Regions from separate parts of the Homo sapiens genome. Here region 2 is linked to region 1. Evidence: read pairs that join two places in POLR2A ChIA-PET (ENCODE). Cell type or tissue: Panc1. All regions are shown on one strand. Each heading gives the region's core, and the rest is flanking DNA. Links, peaks and the distances in the headings are about the cores only.

Region 1 (2,914 bases), core at 119-2,618:
TTTTAGTATGTGTCATTTTTCTCTAAAGATATTTAAATATTCAACTTTATAAAGAAAATCCACAAGATAAAATTATTAATCAAGTTTAGTATTTCAATGGACACATTTACTTCACAGTTAAAGAAAAGGGAGTAATTAATACAAGCAAATATACAGATATATATTAAAAAGTGAGTTGAATTTATTGGTCAAAAATGTTTTATACTATAAAATTAAAATTTTAGAATACTAACCAATATTGAATATTGTTTTAATCTATTTTGAAAAAATCTAATTTTCTATCAGTTAAAATGCCACATCAATAAATAGTATGAGGAGAATTTGGAAAATTAAAAATCAATATTTTTTTAAAAGGGGACTCTAAAACACTACTCCAGATTTTCTCCTTTGGCAATAAAAGACTTTGTTATTTTAACCAACTCTCCCACTGAAGATCACTGAAAAATTGCAAGAAATATAAAACAAGATATTTAAGATGTCTTCTAAAGCATCAAATTGCTAAGAAGATGGGGTGAAGAAAGAAGTTCAGAGAAATGACTCAGGCAGACAGTTGGATCACTTTTTTTTTTTTTTTTTTTTTTTAGAAAGGGCCTTGTTCTGTCATCCAGGTTTGCTACAGCCTTGACCTCTTAGGCTCAAATGATCCTCTTGCCTCATCCTCCGGCGTAGCTGGGACTACAGGCATGCAGCACGATTCCTGGCTAATTTTTTAAATTTTTCTTTTGTAGAAACAGAGTCTCGCTATATTGACCAGTCTAGGTTCAAATTCCTGGCCTCAAACAATCCTTCTGCCTTGGCTTTCCAAAGTGCTGGGGAGTTGAATCACTTTTTGTCTTGCTAGAGGACAGTGAAGAAAGCGATTTGCCAATCCTAAAAAGGATCTGAAAAGTGAAATCCAAGACCTGTCAAAAGTGGGGTATCTGATAAATCCCAGGAATAGAGTTTATGCTCAAAACCACTGCTCCTTACATGACATGTGAACCGTAAGTAAAGCAGCCCTTGAATGAATTGTCTGGGTAACCTATAAAAAATCAAGCCCTGAAATTGTATGAAACTGATAAGGAATTCTAGTACCTCCAGGGCACTGCTTCAATTAGCAATAATCGCACCTCAGATAAACCTCATTGGTCATCACACTGCCACTGCAAAACTTCTAGGGTATTGTCTCAATAGAAGCAAATGAAAATGCTTTATTGCTGGGTGTGGTGGCTCACACCTGTAATTCCAGCACTTTGGGAGGCTGAGGTGGGTGGACCACTTGAGATCAGGAGTTCGAGACCAGCCTGGCCAACATGGTGAAGCCCCATCTCTACTAAAACTACAAAAATTAGCCCAGCATGGTGGTACACACCTGTATTACCAGCTACTCAGGAATCTGAGGCAGGAGAATCGCTTGAACCCGGGAGTTGGAAGTTGCAGTGAGCCAAGATTGCATCACTGCACTCCAGCCTGGACAACAGAGCTGGACTTCATCAAGAAAAAAAAAAAAAAAAAAAAACAAAAAGAAAAAGAAAAAAAAGAAAATGCTTTATGTAGAAAAATATCACCCAAGCCTCAAACAATTTTGTCAAATAATTTTTTCTAATATAACGTCTAGCTAAGATAAGCAGGCACCAGGGGAAAGAAAGCAACATAAATGGGAACCAGCACTAACTTTACAAAAGTTGTGAAGGGGACAAGCTAAACTTAAACATCTTAGCAAAGAAATTTAGAAAAGAACCAAATAGAAACTCATAAACTGCGAAATATAATAACCATCATTAAGAACTCAATGAATGTTTTAACTCCAGAATACACACTGTTGAAACAAAAATTAGTAAACAGTAATATAGGATAAAAGAAACTAACCAGAATGAAGTGTAGGCAGACATATGGAGGGACAATACAGTAGAGAGAGTAAGAAACATAAAGAATTATAGGATAATCACACTCATGAACATGAATACAAAAATTCTAAACAAAATCCAGCAACCTATAAAAAGAACATGTGGATCAACTTGGGTTTATACCACAAATACCAGGTTTTCATCATATTTTAATATCAATCAATGTAATTTTCCACATTAATAAAGAAGAAAAATTTATGTAATAACCAATAGATGCAGAAAAATATTTATAAAATTAATACTCAATTGTCACTTTAAAAAATCTCTTAGCAATCTGGTGATGAAGAACTGTGTGATAAAAATACTATACTATTTACTGTACAGTGGTGAAAACAAAAGAACTATATCTATGTGCAACATATAGATTAATCTCACAATTGCAATGTTAAAAAATTCAAAAACAAAATAATATGTATTGTATAATTGTGTGTGTGTATACTTAAAATCTAGCAAAATTAAACCCTTGAGTGTAGATGGTATATTTAACTAGTAGGAGTATAAATGAAAGCAAGGAAATTATTGCCAAAAAAATAAGACTAGAGAAATGGATTTGTGATTGGAAAAGAACATATAGGGGACTTCTGGGATCCTGGAAATCTTTTATTTTTATTTTTTTATCTGAGTTGTGCTTACACAACATTTTAAAAAATTATGTGTTAAGCTGTGTTGGGAGACATGCTTCCATGGAGATCTAACACACCTACATATCTGCTGAGTATGCCTGAGATGCAAGACCCTGATGACTGTTTACCATAGCATTTCTCAGGGATGTCTTTGCAGTGAGCATCTTTGAAGAATGAGGTAACATCTCCCTGTGGGACAAAGAACAGGCTTTCTGACTTGCTACAAAACAGCAGATTCACCATGCTCAGTGTTCCTTTTCTGTAATGCAACTTACTGCATGTTTAGGCATCTATCTGGGCCCTCTGTGTTGCCCCTCTGTGTCTTGGTGGGCAAAGGGTATCAACACAGATATGCTGATCAAGTTACTTGCTGTGCAATGAGTAATAAAGACCTTTGTCTCTTAC
Region 2 (2,914 bases), core at 104-2,603, 58 kb after region 1:
GCCTACCTTTAATGTAGCAAGACATGAAACAACTACATTCTGGTGATGAAGTTTATCTAGGCACTTATTTAGGATTAAAAATGAAATTGATGATCTAGGGGGACAAGATGGCTAACTAGACACAGCCATCTCTCCCACTAAGAGATCCCAAATTATCAAGTAAATAATATAATTTGGGCAGATCTGATCTCTAGGGAGAAAACACCGCAAGTGTGTGGAGAGGCAACACAGATGCTGAGGCTGAAGAGGGAGAAGCTGGGAACCCTGCGTAGGGTACCTGAATGCTTGGGCTACTTCCTGGCCCTAAATGGCTCCTGGAGAAGGGGTGAGGGAGGGGACTGAGGGACAGCTCACTCTTGCCACAGACATCTGGGATCTAAGCTACAGAGTACCCAACATCTCCAATGGATGTGTGAGCTGGCAGGTGGATTTTCCCAGGGAGCAGGTAGAGACAGGGCTTCAGCTAGCATGGAGCCCAGGAGCTTTTGTGAGCAGAGCACAGACATAGGTGCCCATCCCCTCGGACTCCCCATCTCCTTCAGAGAGGCTCTAGCCCCAGGTGACCACAAGCCAGGAGAAAGCAGGCATTCCCCATGGGACTGGGGCATGTCTGTTCTGCAGCCTCTCCCGCCTGCCAGACCCTCCCAGAGTCCCTGCCTAACTGCCCCACAGGAGCATGTGCACAGCGCAGTCTCTGCCGCCCAGCCTGGGTGCTGCGCCCCACCTGAGTACTTTCCCTGTGACCTGGGAGGACTTTGGATCCTCCAAAGCAACCAGAGCCTGACTCTGAGCTGCGGGGTGTCCTGGAGACCCAGAGATGGCATGTCCGTCTCAGGAGTACCAAGCTGAGATCTATGGCTGGCACTCAAGTAGGGGAGGAGCCCCCATCTCAGAGCACTGAGATGGGTAACAAACATGGATTCGTGGGCCAGCGTGGGCCAGCACTGGAGTAGGGCATGACTCCCTCCACAGGGCTGGTTCGGAAAAGGTGTCACCTATCTACCTGCCATGGCCTCTGCCCGAGAGAGCCTGTGGCCCAGAACACCTAACAAAAGAAACATGGGTACAGTGCCAGTGATTGGAGGAGGCCTCTCCCTACCCACTGCAGAGCACCCCTGCAAACATGAGCAAATACAAGAGTGGCAAGACTAAGAGCCTATCTACTGCCCATTACCCTTAATTGCCCTCTACTGGATCACAGCTCAAACAACAACACCAAAAATTACTTTGCTAATAAACACTCCTGTGAGCATACACCCACAAATAAAGATCCTGTACAGAGACTTGGCCCTCTGAAAGCATCCAGAAACAAACCCAAATGACTACACTCAACTTACACCACAGTTGAAGAACATCAGTCCCCCAAGATGAGAAAGAATCAGCACAAGAACTCTAGGTAGAGACAGGCATCAAAGAAACATACCTCCAAATAATAAGAGTCATCTGTAACTAATCCTAGCCAATATCATACTGAATGGGCAAAAGCTGGAACCATTCCCCTGGGGAACTGGAATAAGACAAGGATGCCCACTCTTACCACTCCTATTCAACCTAGTACTCTAAGTCCTAGCCAGAGCAATAAGGCAAGATAAAGAAATAAAGACATCCAAATAGGAATAGAAGAAGTCAAGCTATCTTTTTTCCACTGGTAATATGATCCTATACCTAGAAAACCCTTAAGACTCTGCCAAAAAACTCCTAGAATTCATAAATGACTTTAGTAAAGTTTCAGAATATAAAATAGGGGTACAAAAATTAGTAGCATTTCTATACACCAATAATGTTCAAGGTGAGAGTCAAATAAACAACACAACTCAGGGCTGGGTGCGGTGGCTCACGCCTGTAATCCCAGCACTTTGGGAGGCTGAGGTGGGCAGATCATGAGGTCAGGAGATCGAGACCATCCTGGCTAACACAGTGAAACCCCATCTCTACTAAAAATACAAAAAAAAAAAAAAAAATTAGCCGGGCATGGTGGTGGGTGCCTGTAGTCCCAGCTGCTCAGGAGGCTGAGTCAAGAGAATGGCGTGAACCCGGGAGGCGGAGCTTGCAGTGAGCCAAGGTCGCGCCACTGGACTCCAGCCTGGGCGACAGAGCGAGACTCCGTCTCAAAAAAAAAAAAAAAACTCCATTTACAGAAGCTACAAAAAACACTGAAATATCCAGGAATACAGCTAACCAAGGAGGTAAGAGATCTCTAAAAGGAGACCTAAAAAACACTGCTGAAAGAAATCAGAGATGAGACAAATAAAAGAAAAAACCTTTCATTTAATATCATTAAATGGCCATACTGCCCAAAGCAATGTATAGATTTAACACTGTTGCTCTTAAAGTACCAACATCATTTTTCACAGAATTAGAAAAAACTATTCTAAAATTCATGTGGATCTAAAAAAAGAGCTCAGGTAGCCAAAGCAATCCTAAGTAAAAAGAACAAAGCCAGACCCATCACACTGCCTGACTTCGAACTCTACTATAAGGCTACGGTAATCAAAACAGTATGATACTGGTACAGAAGAGCCACATGGACCAGTGAAACAGAATAGAGAATTCAGAAATAAAGCCACATACCTACAGCCGTCTGATCTTTGATAAAGCCAACAAAAACAAGCAATGGGGAAAGGAATCCCTAGTCAAAAAATGGTGTTGGGATAACTGGCTAGCCATATGCAGAAGAATGAAACTGGACCCCTAACTTTCCCCATATATAAAAACTAACCAAGACAAATTAAAGATTTAAATATAAGACCTTTAACTATAAAAATATTATAAGAAAACCTAGGAAATACCCTCTCTGACATTGGTCTTGGCAAATAATTTTTGGCTAAGTCTCTAAAAGCAATTGCAACAAAAACAAAAATTGACAAGTGGGATCTAATTAAACTAAAGAGCTTCTGCACAACAAAAGACATTA

What was found. ChIA-PET counts read pairs that join two places held together with the same protein. Peaks named below come from ENCODE experiments on the same cell type or tissue, not always from the same donor. Only the 100,000 strongest peaks of a DNase experiment are listed, where the experiment ranks them.
Region 2: POLR2A ChIA-PET joins it to region 1 with 10 read pairs; 9 of 35 experiments call an interaction of 5 or more read pairs at or near these places.

Annotation. Positions count from the first base shown.
Region 1 is chr5:52,999,482-53,002,395 of GRCh38, reverse strand. The region is part of intron 1 of ITGA2 (integrin subunit alpha 2); the gene reads right to left. Among named protein-coding and RNA genes, the nearest start is that of ITGA2-AS1, 11 kb to the right of the region's middle. In Panc1, for the core only: no CTCF peak of the experiment used is centred there; no DNase peak of the experiment used is centred there; H3K27ac peaks cover 1,158 bases.
Region 2 is chr5:52,941,745-52,944,658 of GRCh38, reverse strand. All of the region lies in intron 26 of ITGA1 (integrin subunit alpha 1), which reads right to left. The region is part of intron 3 of ITGA2-AS1 (ITGA2 antisense RNA 1); the gene reads left to right. Among named protein-coding and RNA genes, the nearest start is that of ITGA2, 46 kb to the left of the region's middle. In Panc1, for the core only: a CTCF peak has its summit at 1,178 (motif pointing left); no DNase peak of the experiment used is centred there.